Regions from separate parts of the Mus musculus genome. Here region 1 is linked to region 2. Evidence: chromatin loops called from intact Hi-C (ENCODE). Cell type or tissue: left cerebral cortex. All regions are shown on one strand. Links, peaks and the distances in the headings refer to the core of each region. The heading gives the core; the rest is flanking DNA.

Region 1 (8,318 bases), core at 319-8,318, 990 kb after region 2:
TTGATGTGAAAGGGCCTAGTCCTTTGTGAGTAGGGCCACCCCTGGGCTGTTTGGTGGTCCTGGGTTTTATAAGAAAACAGGCTGAGCAAGCCAGTAAGCAGCAAGCTCCAAGGCCTCTGCATCAGCTCCTGCCTCCAGGTCCCTGCCCTGTTTGAGGTCCTGACCTGACTTCCTTCGATGATAAACAGTGATGTTGAAGTGTAAGCCAAATAAACCCTTCCCTCCCCAACTTGCTTTTGGCCATGGTATTTCATTTGGAGCAATAGTGACTCCAACTAGGACAGATGGCTCTATTGTATGGCTCTTTCCCAAAACAATCTCCCAAAGTAAAAACAACACTGGGATCACAAACACAGTAACTTGAACCCAAAGGCCTAGGCGATAAACTTCAAAAATTTTGGAGATTTTTTTGTAACCTTAACGATATACAAGTCATATGTCATCCATCCGTTCCCCTCATTTCAAGTGTAGAATGCACAACCAACACAAAGTTGGATATTCCCAATATCTCCAAGAAACGGCACAATGTTTCAAGTATGTCTCCATCTCTGTAACTCCCTCGCCTACCTTCTCTCTGCTTCTCCTGTTTAGACATGTCATATAGATAGGATCACATCGCTTTGCACTTTTGTGTCTGGCTTCCTTCGGTTAATGTTTTCGAGTCTCAGGTACATTGTACTTTTTATTAGTAAGTAGTATTCTGTTAAATGGTTACAGATTTTCCATCTATTCACTAATAACTGGACATTGGGGCTCCAGGTGTGACCACTAAGGGAGGACCATGCCGTGAATGTCCGTGTACAGGTTGCTATGTCCAGATGTTTCTGTTTCTCCTGAGGACCTAACAGAACTGGCGGCTCCACAGGCCACTCTACACTGGAATGTTCCAAGGAATAACGGATCGTCTCCCAAATTGTCCATACTACTTTGTTACTAGGACAACAGTTCTCACTTGACTATTTTAGAGGTAGCATCTGACATTTTTATGATAGTGGTCCTCTTGGGTGTAAAGAGCTACCTCTCCGTGTGTGGTCTTAGGTTCATCTCCTCGGTGACTAGGCTCTCTTGACTTTTAGAGAGAGCCTACCTCCCCTGATGCCCCAATTCTAACTCAGAGCTATTCACAGACAAATGTGCTCCCTAAACCAACCCCAAGGGTGCACACTGCAGGCTAGTCAACCCACGCCCATGTTCCTGAGCAACAGCCTCTGCAGAGACCAAGATGGAGTCTTCTCTCTGCTTATTCCTATAGTGTTCCTCTCTCTTACCTGCCTTGAAGTTCCTGAAACCCACAGGCAGGGAGGGTACAGACCAAAGCTCTGAGCATGCTCTGTTCTGGTTTTGATTGTCTTATTGCCACATCAGGAAACTACACTCGTGAATTAGAATAAGCAGCTAATCCACTGGGGTGTTTTCTGAGATACCATGCAGCCCCTCTGAGGGGGCTAACGCCGCATGGTGCCAACGGATGGTGCCATCGCCACCCCTGCTGAGGATTTCCATGCTCCTCTGGACAAACACTATCTTTTTTTTTTCTGTCATTAAATATATACCTTATCTACATTGGAAAACAATTACCCACACCTGTATGACATTTAGTAGAAAAACAATGTTTTTGTTTTTGTTTTTTCATACTTCCTAAATTAACAGTTCATAATTTTTGGAAGAACATAATTAGTTTAATATATTCATTAGGTAATTTCTTAGCTTATCCGAGTTAATTACCATCTGGGCCTGCTGGTTTAGATTTGCTCTAATTGTTCATAGATTCCATGCCATTGCTTTGTTTCTGGTGTGCACTTGTGAGATAATTCCATTTCGTTTTTAACCCTTTCCTAGTCAAAGTTTGAAAATGTTAATTTATGGATGTTGTGATTTTTACAGGTAAAGAATACCTTCTTCTGGGGCTACAGAGATGGCTCAGCAGTTAACAGGACTTGCAGCTCTTTCAGGTGACCTGGGTTCGATTCCCAGCGCACACGTGGCAGCTCACAATCATTGTTACTCTAGTCCTAGGGGATCCAGTGAACTCTTCTGGCTTCTGTGGGCACAGGCACTCACATGGTACACAGACACACATATAGGCAAACACACACATGAATATTTTGAAAGGAAAACACTCCCTTGTTTTTCTCTCTTCTCCCTGCCCCTCCTGTGTTTCTTCTTCCCAAACTCATTTTCCTTTTTGAAAATGAATTTAAGCTCTTAATGATAACGTTATATGTAGCATGTTTTGCCTGTGTATGTGTCTGAGCACCACATGTGTATCTTGGTACCCACAGAAGTCAGAGAGGGCATCAGAACCCCTGGAACTGGAGTAACAGACTGTTGCGAGCCACCACATAGATGCTGGGAATTGAACCACTGTCCTCTGAGAGAGCAGCCAGTGCTCTTAACCCCTGAACCATCTCTCTGGTTCTTTTAAGAGATTATTTTGAACTAAGTTGGCAACTCTGCTACCTCTAACAGATAAACTATGATGTAGTAAATGCTCATTAAATATGTACTAAACAACCCATTTTAAGATTATAAATATTTGCATACGTGTATGTATGTCTGTGCACCATATGCATGTCGGATACCCACAGAGGCAAGAGCGGGCATGAGATTCCCTGAACTAGAGTTCCAGCCACCACGTGGGTGCTAGGAAGCAAGCCTGGATCCCACTCAAGGAAAGCAAGTGCTTTTAACTGCTGAGCCACTGCTTCAGCTCCTCAAACAACCCTACTTAATGAAGAAACAGATGTTATATTATTTGAAGTCATGAAAGAACATTGTTTGTCAAAAAATCTCAAAATTTAATGCCCTAAGTACATGTCAGTAGTTGAGGGCAGGAAGGAAGCCCAATAGCTTGAATTTCTTATTTACTAGATGCAAAACCAACAGAAAATGGCTTTCTACTAAGGCAGAGAGCAACACACACAGAGGTCCCTGATGCGGGATGGGTCTATCACTCCAGTTCCAGATGATCTGATGCCCACTTTTGGCTTCTGTGGGCACTGCAAACATGTGACGCTCAGACACACATGCAGCAGGCACTGAGCTAAGTAAGACCAGTGTCTAACAGCAAACAGCCAGCATTTAACTCCAGCTCTAGACCTACCAGTGAAGACAGAGTCTACCTCTCGGCTCATTTAGACATTTCTTTTCTGGAAAAAAAAATACTGCTAATAGCACCTCTCTCATATAGTTGATTGTTCCTAACACACATGTGTACAGACGTTTAGTTCACTGCCTAACCAAATTAAAACGAGCTACCAACAGAGCATGTTGGCACATGCTTTTAACCCCAGCAACTGAGAGGCGAGAGGCAATTGGACCTCTGTGAATTTCAGGCCAGTCTGGTGTACATGGCCAGCAAGAGCTGTGTGGTAAGACCCTGTCAAAAACAAAACAGAAAACAAAACAAAAACCCAACAATATGTGGGGATGGGGAATGGGATAAGGGGTTTTCGGAGGGGAAATCAGGAAAGGGGATAACATTTGAAATGTAAATAAAATATCTAATCAAAAATAAATTTTAAAAAATATGTAACAAGTTTCATTGTTTACATTGGTGTCCCTGTCTCTGGCTCCCACAATCCCTCAGTCATCCTTTGCCTGTCTCTGTAAGATTAAAGGAACATACCTGGCGAAGTGGGGAGGAGGGGAGCGGGGAGAGACACAGCCCTACCCCAGAATATTTATCTTCTCAGGAAATAATTAAAGAGTACTTATCCTTGATCACAGTGAGAATCTCAGAAAGGAGACAGCACCTTACACTTCCCTGACAGTCAGGGGGAAGACCAAGGGAGCCATGTTAGAGTCCTTTGACAGGGTGACCCCTTCTCCCTAACCTCACCAAAGAGGAGTTATCTTGGAAAGAAAGGGTCTGCTAAACACGGGACTTCCCTTCAGACTAAGGATTGGGAGCACCGTGGGGTGGAGGGATTCGATGTGTTGGGAAGAGAACAGAAAAGCTCGGATACATCCAGGGAGCACAGCACAAAAGAGCTCCAGCTGCCCCACGGAGACAGCCAGCCTCGGGCAGGAGGTGGCTAATCAGCAGGACCCCTTGGAGAAGTCAAAGCTGCTTAGGTAAAGCAAGAAGGGAGCAGGTGATGGAAGTCAGAGAGCGTCCCAGGCAGAGGCAAAAAAGGATTGGAAAAGCGAACAAGGTGAAGGAAAGATGTGCTGGTTCCGTTCTCACTTGAAAATAAATGCAAGTAACTAAAAAATAACCGCAGTCAAAGTCTCCTGTGCAACCTCAAAGGAAAAGGAGATTTGGAGAAAGTCCTCATGTCCACTGACAACCCCTGTAGCCATTCAACTAAGCCTCTGTGCACAGCCTATTATGCAGGAAGCATTTTACTGACAGTTTCAAAGGTTAAAGATGGCAGTAAACATGGTCGAAAGACCACAAAAAAGGATAAATACACAACTCCAGGGAGGTAGAATTTTCATCTTGTCAGACATACCAGAAATTGACACATGAAAAGAGAAGATGAACGCCAGGGTTAACAGTCTGTACAGCAAGAGAGGGAGGGAGTGGGAGAGAACACACCGAGGTTGGAAGAACGAGATGTCATCGTGTCTGGAATAAAGTGTGCAGAATGATCACTGGAGAGACGGTTTAAAGTCTACTCCTTAAGAGGAAACAATGTGGTGTGGAGACACAGTGAAGAGCAGACAGCCTGGAATTAGGTGTTTAGAGTGGACCTGTTGGGAATATTCGCAGTAATGTAGGCAGGATGTGACTAAAACCCTAACCCTGTCCCTGTCCCTGCAGGATGTGACTGAGAGCCTAATCCTGTCCCTGCTTCTGGCAAGACAGGAACTACCTGAGGGAAACCATTGTTGGCATGACACTATTATAGTTGCTCGCACTTATCTGTCTCCACAGTCTGTGGTGAGGAAGCCAGGAGCACAGGGCTGGTGGGAAAGTTAATAGGGAGCACAGACTAGGGTCCACCAGCAAAGGGCTCTGCAAAAGACTTGCAAGCCAACCAAATATTTTAATTACCAGCTCAAAGTAATAACTTTTCCCCAAATTTATTCTACATATACTTTTTAAAAAAAAATTAAGTAGAGAAACACTTCCCCTATTTGAAAATGTCATAGTATATGTCAAATTCATAAAAGCTACATTTACTTGTAGAAGGCCTTTAACACCATAAATCAGTCTTTGGTGCCCCCTAGCGGAATTTCTTAGTATTCGGTTAAAAATTAACTATTTAAAATGAGTAATTTGATCTTATTCTTTGTGAATTTTACATCGTGCACCCCAACCCACTCATCTCTCTGTCCCTTGGGGAAGCTGTAGGGTGTCACAGTTTTGAGTGTTCATTGCACTGAGTCATTTGAGGCCTCTGGCTTCTGCTACCCTCTCTATACTGGATCTTCACAGGGGCTCCTGTTGCTGTCCCGCATCCGGGAGGTCCGCACAGCAGGCGTTTTCACACACCCAGCACACCATAACAGGGTAGGTGTCGGGTGGGCCAACTCAGAGCCCTGGGTCTGTGCCTGGGTTGTAGCTGAGTTGGTCAGCCCATCAGCTCTCCTGCCTGCCACACGTGACTAGGAGAATCTTGACCTTTCCCCTCCGTGGCAGACAAGGGGTGAGGCCAGCTCTCTCTTGCTCATGCCCTTAGGGCTGCCCAGGGGTGGGGCCCTGCTCTCCCACCACCTGGGGCAGTTCTACTGTGCTGTCCAGGCCAAGTGTGGGGCCTGCTCTCCTGAGTGGGCAGTCAGTGAGGGGCAGGGCCAGCTCTCCTGCTCTTATGACCTTGGGGGCCAACTCTCCTATGTGCTTAAGCGGGGGGGGGGGGGGGGGGGGGGGAGGAGATCTCTCCCTTGTCTATGCCACCCCTCCACAATAACCTGATATTATTATTATTATTATTATTGTTGTTGTTGTTATTATTATTATTTGCATTGGTGTTTTGCCTCCATGTATGTCTGTGTGAGCGTGTCAGATCTTCTGGAACTGGAATTACAGACAGGTGTAAACTGCTGTGGGTGCTGGGATTTGAACCTGGGTCCTTTGGAAGAGCAGCCAGTGCTTTTTGACTACTGAACCATCTCTCCATCCCTGATCTGATCTTTTAAAATGCTGTTAGCCAGAAATAACCTAAAGAAATGACATAAACAGGAATGCCATTTAGTAAGTGCCCAAGTCCTCAGTATAATCTTTGTATCACGAATTTACAACTGCGATTTATGCTATGGTTAAGCCAAGGGAATGGAACTTGGCTTTGGGGGTGGGAAAGATGGCTCAGAGGTTAAAAGCAAGTACAACTCTTGCATAGGCTTTGCACAGGTCCGACGACCCACACCTGTAACTCTAGGTCCAGATCTGATACCTTCCTCTGGCACCTACACTTCTGTACATACCCATACCCAGACACGCGTAAGGCCACAGGGAGTGGGCAGTTCCAGATAGGAAATGAGTCCGGGATGAGCATCAGGACCGAAGCCAATGCACTAAAATGCACCCGAGAGCCTCTGGCGGATGCAGGGAAAGACGGAGGGAAACCGTACAAAATTGGTCCTGGTGCACAAGATGCCTCAGGAAATTAAAAAGACACCAAGATGGGTGTGGTGGCCTATAATCCCAGCACTCAGGAGTCTGAGGCAGGAGGATTACTTCAAATTCAAGGCCAGTTTAGCTATGTAGTGACTTCCTTGCCAGCCTGAACGTCAAAGTAAGAGTTTGTCAAAAGAAAAAGAAGAAAGAAAAGGAAAAAAAGAGAAACACTCAATTTAGAAAATATGTAAATTTTAAATTTAATTATTAGTTTTAATTTTAACCACTTTCTTAAAATAATGTGTTCAGAGCTACATTGAAATATGTGTGTATAGTATAAAAACACATATATACAGCAATCACCTACATATACAAAATACAAGTGTGTTGTCAGTTTCCCTCGTATGGGTCTGGAGAGATGGCTCAGTGGTTAAGAGCACTGGCTGTTGGTCTGAAAAACTCGGGTTCAGTTCCCAGCATCCACATGACAGTTCACAACTGTCTCTAACTCCAGCTCCAAAGGATCTAATACCCACACATAAATGCAGACAAAACACCAATATGCATAAGATAAAAATAAATAAATCATCATTTAGAAGTTTCCTTCTTGAGGCCTGATGTAGTGGTGCAGGACTCTGACCCCAGCTCAGGAGGCAGGTGGACTTCTGTGTGTTCAAGGCCAGCCTGGTATACATAGTGACTTCAGGAGACCTAGAGCTACATAGTGAGACCCTGTCTTCAAAACAAAACAACAGTAACAACAATGACGAAATGATGACAAAAACAAAACAAAAAACCCAAAAGCAAAACAAGAGTCCTCTCTTACACTTTTTTCAGCAATAAAAAAAACTTAGCTCTTTTTGCCACTGATCTATAACAGAGCTCACTCATTCCCAAATCCCTCTTGGAAAAAGGCACATTACAAACACATACAAATTATAATGGCCATTATTAATAACTTCATATTTTTCCCATTCAAAACCCATCATTTCTGCCCAGCCCAAATCTTTTAAAATATCAGAATCTGTTACTATAATTCCAGATTTTTAAAGTACTTAATTAGAAATGTGTGACTTGCCGGGCGTGGTGGCACACGCCTTTAATCCCAGCACTTGGGAGGCAGAGGCAAGCGGATTTCTGAGTTTGAGGCCAGCCTGGTCTACAAAGTGAGTTCCAGGACAGCCAGAGCTAAACAGAGAAACCCTGTCTCGAAAAAAAAAAAAAAATGTGTGACTTATAGGAGTTTATTAAATAAAATTCCCATTATAAGTAACTACACAGTCACCGTAACTGACATTTATTAGTATGTAAATTTTACTAAACAAAAAGTCTACTAAAATATCAAGTAAGAGGAAGGTTGAAATTATAGATTACATTTGATGGAACTTTTAAAAACATTTTATTTATATTTAATTTCAGCCATCAACTCATTTTCTAAACCTGAAAGTTCACTGACCTCAAATTCAAATTATTCAAATTATTTGGAAATTATTTTTTAAATAATTGAAGAACATTTCAACACATTGTTATGAAATGCACAAATTTAAAAGGTTACATGGAGCAATAAAACACACATATATAACAACCCTGAAAATTCTTTATTTAAAACATCAAAATATTTAAAATGGGGATATGACATAGTAAAATAAAATTCTTTCAAAATTCATCACTTTAAAGAAAATATACAATGGTGTGCATTATAACAAACAAAGTGGGAAGTAAATCAACGTCTGTCATCAATGGGAAGATTTGCATGTGTTCAAAATAGTCATAATTTTAAGTCAGACAGAACATGGGCCAGCGCGAGTGGTTC
Region 2 (8,343 bases), core at 169-8,168:
TATATTACCTTAGAGAAACAGAAGAAACAGGCTCTCCTCTGGTCTATGGCCTGTCCAGCTGTGGGTTCTTAGCTAGGTTTCCAGTACCAGGCATGACTTTCCAATTACACAGTGGGTGGCAACCCCAAGATGTAAGATCCACTACTGCATTGTTAGGAAGATCTTGTTATGGTTCTCAGGCTTTATAGTTATGTAAGACTGCTGATAATCCTTCTTCCATGACAACTTGCATAGCACCTTCTAGCATTATGAAGACAAGCCCTCAGGGAGGAGGCTTCTAGGTCAATACCAGCTTTATTTCTCCAAGCCCTGTGACCAAGGCATGTGGTATCTTCAGCAATAGAGTCTTACCCTTCAAGATCTGACAAGGAATCATGAGCAATGGCAATACCTATATTGTCTGGGGAGCTCTTGGAGCTCCCTAACCAACAACTCAAAAGGAGTTATCTCTTGCCTGGCACTGGAGACTTTGTTAGATAAGTCTATAGCTCCTGGGTATACACTATCATCCATGTGGGGTGACTCCATTTAAATGTGTGTGTGTGAGAGAGAGAGAAAGAGAGAGGGAGACAGACAGACAGACAGAAACAGAAAGTGTGTGCATGTTACATGCTGATGTCCATCAACTGACAAATAGTGAAAATGTAGTACATTTACACAATGAAATTCTATTCAGCTGTAAAGAAAAATGCAATAACAATATCTTCAGGCAAATGGGTAGAACTAACAATATTATACTGAGTGAAGTAGCCCAGAGTCAAAAAGATAAGCAGCATATATGCTCTGGATCTTAGTTCCAAATATTTAGGTTTGGGTATAACCCATTGGAGTAACCATAGAAACCAGCGCAGTAGACATGGGACAAGGGGAAGGAGCTGTACAGAGGGAAGAGCGGGACACAGAGGCTTTGTAAGGGGAAGAGGGAAACAGGATGAGGAACTTAGGAGGAGAGGAAGAAGGAAGGGACAGAAAAGGGATTGATAATACCAAGGATTAGTCAAGAGGCCTTAGGAAAACCTATTATTAGGTAAGCTTACTTTAAAATACATATGTAATTTATTAAAGCCTTCTTGAATGAGCATTGATTACTTCAAAAAAGAAAAAAAAAAAAGCCAGAAAGATGGCTCAGCAGTTAAAGGCACTTGCCACAAAGCCTGACAACATGAGTTCAATTCCCAAGACCAACATGGTAGGAGGAAATAACTGGCTCCCACATGTGCATGTGTATGTGTATGTATGTGTGTGTGTATATATATATACATATACATACACATATGCATATACATAAATATATATCACACAAATACAAACATACACTTTACTTCAATAAAGCTAATTGCAGCATAATCTGGTTCATAGTCATATTTTTTCTTTTACTTCAGTACTTGTAAATCCTATGCCTCATTTCTAAAGAACAAAGAATAAATTAATCATTGCCCAAAGTCACTAGAGACTCAGTTTGCCTACAGTCTCAATGTGCTGCTGAAGTCTACTCACCTGGAAGTGTTCCATAGGCCACTGTCACAATCCTCTCCATAAGGAAAAGGTGATTTTATTCACTGGTCTAACACAGATCAACAGAAGTGTGGGCTCAACTCCCCAGAGCCACAAAAATTGAGCTAAATAAACTAAAATAGGATTAAACTGGAACCTGCCCTAAGTCTTCCCCCTAAGTTAGCTCTGCTAAGCTGTTTATGAGTCTGAAAGTTCACCAAAGACAACTCCATCTTCAGCCATGAATAGAAATATCTGACTTATGATTATTTTCATTTTCAATTATGCAAATATTCTCTGAACCGCTAATTCTTTTACTTCCATCTTCACTTTCCTTCCTTCCCATCATCCACTCATAGCATTTCTTCAGTTTACAGCTTGAAGTTGCCTATCGTGAAAGGATGTGTCAACAGCTTACTCACACGCCTTTCCACTGTCTTCACTGTTCCACATCAACTTTTTCTACTACACGCTAATTAATTAATTTCAAATTTTACATAATTTTTATTTAAAATTTGCCAATTTTAAATATAGTTGAAAGCAAGACCCATTTGGTAAATCATGTCTCTCTGACAATGATAACCATCCTTGCTTCAGCAAAAATTATACAAAATGCTGCAGAATGCTGGGCCATCTTGGGGGTGGGAAGGGATGCAATTGAGAAGAGATGCATACCGAGGGTTTCATATGTATTTAGAATATTGCATTTCTTAAGCTGAATGCTGATACATAAGTACTTATTAAATTAGTTCTCATTATGTTTTAGATCCCTAAAATTTTGTAATGCAAAAAGAATATAGCACACAATCAAATGAATATCATATTAGGAGTCCTGAGGAGTATCTCAGGTTGGACAGAAGTATTCAGAGAAGAAACTTTTGAAGCAGGCTTTAAAGGAAGAATAAAACAGACTACAGGAAAAAATGATAATGCTGATAGCAATAACAAACCTTTCTTTCTTTCTTTCTTTTCTTTTCTTTTTTTCTTCCCTCCTGCCCCCCCCCAACCTCCCTCCCCTTTGAGACAGTATCTTTCTCTATAATCCAAGCTAGCCTGGACTATACTGCATGTAGCCAAGGCTGCCCTCAAATCTATAGTGATCTTCCCTTCTCAGCCTATGGACTAGGATTACAGGCATGCACCAGCATAGTAAGCTGACACAAACTTTTTTAAAGGAACGGCACAGATCAAAGCAAAACTAGGCAAGCCCCTGCCCTACAGCCCAAATAAAGGCTTCATCTTGTCAGATAGTAACAGAATGAGCTGGGAGGAGACCACAGACTGGATATCTAACAGAGGGGAAAAGCCAAACCTGGAATGATATTTTAGCAAAATAAACTGGAAACTACATGCAGGAAAAGTAAAGCCAACTGTGTTCTATGGAGTCCTGGTTCTGCAAGACAGCAAAGGGACAAGCGTCTAGAAGCCAGGCCCCATACCCTGCCACTACTTCAAAGCACAGCCCTTCCACTGTCAAACAGTTTTTGAAAAGTGCAACACGGAAGTGCCCAGCTGGGAGGCACTGCTGCAACTCAAGTGTGTTAGTCCCTCTGAAATATAGTAGTCATCTTAAAAATGAGAAGGGGAAACAAAAAGTGAACCCACAAACTTGTTAATAGAAAATTTTCTGGGACCTAATGGGAAACTAAATAAAAGGAGGAAGGACTAGCCCCACATGAAAAAAAAAAAAAAAATCAAACCGTCAACTAAGAGCAGCAACTAATCATACTGGCTCAGACGAGAACAGCCCAGCTCTGCCATGGAAATGCTTCTGAAATACTAAGACAGTGATACTCCCGGCATTCCTACTGAGATTAGAAATGGTGAGCAGAGGGATCCAGAAGGTGTAGAAACAATGACCACTATGTGATAGAATTATAAACGGCACCACTCTACATAATAAAGGAATATACCACTTTTGCAGCCCATCACATCTGGTGCTCTGAGTTCACTTATAAATAAAATACAAGCTACCACGCTGAACTGAACATGCTGTGAAGCACTTCACATGAGCCCATTTCATTCCCATGATACAGTTTACAGGTGAAGACATTTACATTTAGAACTAGCATAGGAAGTGGTAGGGCCAGGATTATTATTTCCAAAAGTGAATACCCAAAGCAGGGTATGTAGCAATCTTATCACATAAAAATGTTTCAGATAGACCATGCAGATGAGGGTTCATGAGCCTTCTAAACAGCAGAACAAAATACCTAATGAGGCTCTGAGAACAAAAGCCCAACATTAAGTCACAATGAGTAAACTTCCTAGCAAACAATAAGATTTCAAAAATGGTAGTTATGCTTCATGATAGACAACAAAGGTCAAAGAGGCTACACAGAAACTCACTGTCAGTAACACACAAGCTTCAATTTGGTGAATTCCTAGTCTCTTCATCTATAAAATGAGATTTTATAATCTTTTTCTAATGCAACCTACTGCATAGAGTTGTTGTGAGGATAAACACTATTAATTTGGAAATGCTATAAAATAAAACACTGAGATACTAAGATATAAAAGATTAGCAGTCTGTATCTTTTGCTTATTGCAAATGTCTTCTTGTTGGGACACCAAGATAACGCACTAGATAAAGACACCGGCCACCAAGCCAGATCACCTGAGTTTAAGCCCCAGAACTCAGTGAAAGGAGAGAAACAACTCCTGTAAGCTGTGCTGACTTACACACACGTCATGGCCTGGGTTTACAGAAACACACACACATGAGGTGGAGGGCAGGGATACCAAATCAACAAAATGGAATTTTAAAAACAATCCCTTCCTGCACAGGAACTATATCCTAGTCCCAACTATTCCTGAGTCAAAGGCAGAAGGAGCTCTTAAACCCAGGCACTCAAGCCACACTGCACAACATATGAGGGGAAAAACAAAAGAACTAAAAGAATTGCATTTCTAGATTAAAATGAGTCTTTGAAGAAATGGAAATTTAAAATGTAAAGTTTTATGTGCAAGCATGGCTTTGTAAAGTATAAGTCACGATGGAATTGTCACCCACAACTTCTGATTGTCCAGGTTCACTAATGTCAAGTGCAGGCATTTTCTTACAGCTATAATGAAACTGATAATTTACAGTACAGCCAACCAGCACAGATCTTTTATTTCAATTCAGTCATTCCAGCTGGCCTATGCCATAGTCTCAAAGATCTCCCCTTTACTGCCCTTCCAAAACAGAAAGAAAAAAAAGTTTCAGGTTTTCTTCTGTTATTGTGGGGAAGGCGAGTATCCAGGGACTACCAGAGGAAAGACACCAATAACATGCTAGAATCTAACAACTGACTTGCTTCCAGGGCCCAGAAGGATAGCCTGTCCCTTCTGGGAAACTGTCCACATCCTCCCCTTTTTTGCATCTGAACAGATGGTTTCCAGAAACCAAGGCTCACATGTCTAATCACACAATTCACAACGGTTCTCAAAGTGCCTACCTTTTTAACGATTCCACCTCATGAGTCTAACACCTTACATCTAAATATCTCTAGATATTAGAGCACATGAAGACTTTAATCTTCACTATAGCACTCTCTTAGACAGTTTTGTAAATTATAAATGAAAGTGAGGTTAAATGTTTTACCCAGCGTCAAACAATTATTTTATTCATTCATGGAGAACAGGGAGAAGACATTATGAACGTTTATCAATGGACATTTAGTTTCCTAAGATGATTGAAATGATTAGTTCAAACATATTGTACACAGATGCATCCAATATGTCCATGATTAAACATAAACAATATATAGCATACCAAAGTATCACTGTTTTTATGTGCAAAACTATATGGGGGAGAGGTTCTAAGTTAACATTCCATCTATCTTGGATCCATAAATTCTTTAGAACTTTGGGGGGAGGGGGGAAACACCTGTCATTGCTGCACATCCATAATGTTTTACATTCTGCGTGGCTATTAATATACTTAATTCCTTAAACTGTAAATAAGCGATCTGTCTTCACAAAGTGAATGGTTATATTATTAAGAAGACTTGATCGAGAGAGAGAGAGAGAGAGAGAGAGAGAGAGAGAGTGTGAGAGAGAGAGAGAGAGAGAGAGAGAGAGAGAATAAGAGAAGCGTGCATTGATGTCCTTATCTCCAGGTTTCTGGAATTTACTACTCAAACCCTCCTAGCCACCAGAAGGGCCGGGAACCCAGCGAGGGCCACTCAATTTGCGGCGCACCAGGCCCTCAAGACGTCGGCACGGAGACTCGGCGTCCCCTCTGGGTCCCTGGCCTCGCAGAGGGACGGAGCCGAACGGTGGGCGCCTGGACCAGGCTGCGCTCAGCGCCGAGCAGGCGGGGACAGGGTCGCGGCGGCAGGCCGGGCCTAGTAGCCCCCGCCCCGCGCCGCTGCTTCCGTCCTCATCCCGCTCCCGCCGTCGTTACCTCTTGGACGCCGGCGGCTGCTCCATGGCGGCCGGTGGCAGAAAGAAGGGCCGAATGGACCGTGAAGGCCGTAGGGAGGAAAGGAGCCCGGGAGCAGCCGGCCGAACGCAAGGGATCACACCGGGAAACTCGAACCAACTTTCACGTAACTCCGCGGCGGATCTCCCTCCCGCTCCTCAACGCGGTTCCTCCCGGCCGCCCCGCCCCGCCCCTCGGCCGTGGCCTGCAGCTCCGAGCTGGTGGGAAGAGGCCGGCGCAGCGAGGGTGGGCGGGACGGAGCGCGGACAGGGAGGGTGGGCGGAGCGTGTCCCGGGAAAGTGGGCGGAACCTAGCGCGGTCCAGAAGAGTGGGCGGGCCCTAGCTCAGCCAGGGATAGTGAACAGGATGCGCCCTGGAAGGCGGGCGGGCCTTAGCAGGGCTAGGGAGGGTGGGCGGAGCGCAGCCCGGGAAGGGTGGGCGGGTCCAAGCGCTGGTGAGAGTAGTGGAGAAAGGCCACCAAAAGGAGTGCCCAGCTCAGAAAGAAGATGTCTTGCTACCAGAGTGAGACTTTGGCAACCCAAAAGCTACTGTGCTGGTGGAGGGGTGCTAGTCCACTAGAGATTTGACTCATTTCTCAGGATTCCCCAAGAATACATGCCAATCATCTTGTAAATCTGTTTGAAGTAAAACTGCCCTCACTTCCCTCTCTTGTCCTGTTTATAATTATTAGTTATTATTAGCTACGTTCCCCTGCCCCCCAAGCCAATTGGCATTTGTAACTATAGTAGTTGGGATACTTCTGGAAATTCTGGTTGATTTTGATTGTATACAAGCATAATAATTACAGTCCAATGACAGAAAATATTTACTGCAGTGATCTCTTGGTGCACAAATTTAGAACACCAGAGTCTTGCTGGATGCCCTGTTGGGTAACATGGAAAGCCCATGACTAGTTATAGTGCTTGGAAAAAGATACTAAAGGAATATCTTTCTTTTTTTCTTGGGTCCCCGACCCCGACAGCCCTAACCCCCATTGAACTTGACCCCTTACACATTCATTTGTCTACTATTTAACCATAAAATACACACACACATCTTCTCACAACTATACAAATGAGTTTGCTTATTTTTTTTTCTAGAATATTCTTTAAAACGAATTGGGCAAAGTTTTCTTAGAGGTTGGAGCCATGTGTATGAAGTCAATATTAGTCAAAATGAGTATCAACTGAAACTAAATAAGACACACACCTTGATATCTATTTCATCTACTCAGGACAATAGGAACAATAACAAAAACTAAGTGATTAAAATGTCAATACTGGGCCATGAGGGGGTTCTGTAAGCAAAGGCACTTGCCACACAATCCTGATGAGTCTACAAGTGTAAAGAGAGAACAGACTTTACAAAGTTGTCCTTGGCTTACACACACACACACCCTTGCCACATCTCTCTCACACATGCACACACTTCCACACCCTCATCATGCACACACACAGTAATGCCAGCCTTTATATATATGAGTATGCTGTAATTTTCCTCAGACATACCAGAAGACGGCATCAGATCCCACTACAAATGGTTGTGAGCCGCATGTGGTTGCTGGGAATTGAACTCACATCCTCTGGAACAGAAGTCAGTGCTCTTAACCATTGAACCCCAGTACCAGCTTTTAAAATGTCAGTACTGGGAATCACCACTGAAACTCTCCTGCCCACCTCGCATTCTCCTAACTTCCACATCAACCTCATTTTTTTCCTGTTTCAGCAGAAAGCATCTTGAGAAGTTCATCTCATGATTTTTTTTCAATTTATCAAACATTAAGATGGGCTCAGTTTATCATCCTTTACAATGGGTTCCTTGTCTTAGCAACTTTATCCTCCAGGAAGTCATCCCAGTCCAGCCAAGCACAGCAGTCAGTGGTGTTGGCGGCATATGCTTATGATTGGTGCTCTGTGCTGAACATTTTCTTCTCAGGCAGTCATCCAACCTAAATGTGAGTCATCTGAGAGCCAACCCATAGCATCCTCTCTCTCTGCTTGTCACCTAAGCAACAGCCTGACACATCCAGCTCTGGGCTGGGGTTTTGCTATCCAGGTTTGCAATCCTATCCTACTGTACCAGCTTCCTGTAGTGAATGCCAACGAGTACCGCGCTTCCCAGGCCACTTGTGCTTTGGGGATAAATGCAGGAGAAAGTCAGGAAGAAAGGAACTCGAATATTTGTTTATTCTTCTGATGATCATCTACTGAGGTCACCTAAAGTGTTCCTTTCAAGACAAGCTAACAACTTGCCTCCCTTGCCCTTGTCCCTCTGGGACTAGGGGTTTGTGGTGCTTTGAATGAGAATGGCTCACATAGATTCTAATAGCTCCTGGTTTTATCAGATTGTAAACTCATCCAAGATACCTCTGAAGACACCCTATAATTTCACCCATCAGAAAAAAGCAATGGAGAAGGGGTTTCTTAGCAACTCTTGAGAGC

Evidence for each region. Hi-C counts contacts between places; a loop is a spot of excess contacts. Peaks named below come from ENCODE experiments on the same cell type or tissue, not always from the same donor. Only the 100,000 strongest peaks of a DNase experiment are listed, where the experiment ranks them.
Region 1: it touches region 2 in a loop (2.7-fold over the local background); 2 of 42 quality-filtered maps call a loop at or near these places.

Annotation. Positions count from the first base shown.
Region 1 is chr15:36,143,316-36,151,633 of GRCm38, forward strand. It overlaps Fbxo43 (F-box protein 43), which reads right to left. Exons shown (of 5, transcript NM_001081253.2): 5 at 6,745-8,318. Among named protein-coding and RNA genes, the nearest start is that of Rgs22, 7.1 kb to the left of the region's middle. In left cerebral cortex, for the core only: a CTCF peak has its summit at 5,181 (motif pointing left); DNase peaks (open chromatin) are centred at 5,184 and 6,400.
Region 2 is chr15:35,149,643-35,157,985 of GRCm38, forward strand. It overlaps Stk3 (serine/threonine kinase 3), which reads right to left and starts at 6,164. Exons shown (of 11, transcript NM_019635.2): 1 at 5,885-6,164. The coding sequence starts at 5,910. In left cerebral cortex, for the core only: no CTCF peak of the experiment used is centred there; DNase peaks (open chromatin) are centred at 4,834, 6,182 and 7,851; H3K4me3 peaks cover 1,845 bases; H3K27ac peaks cover 509 bases.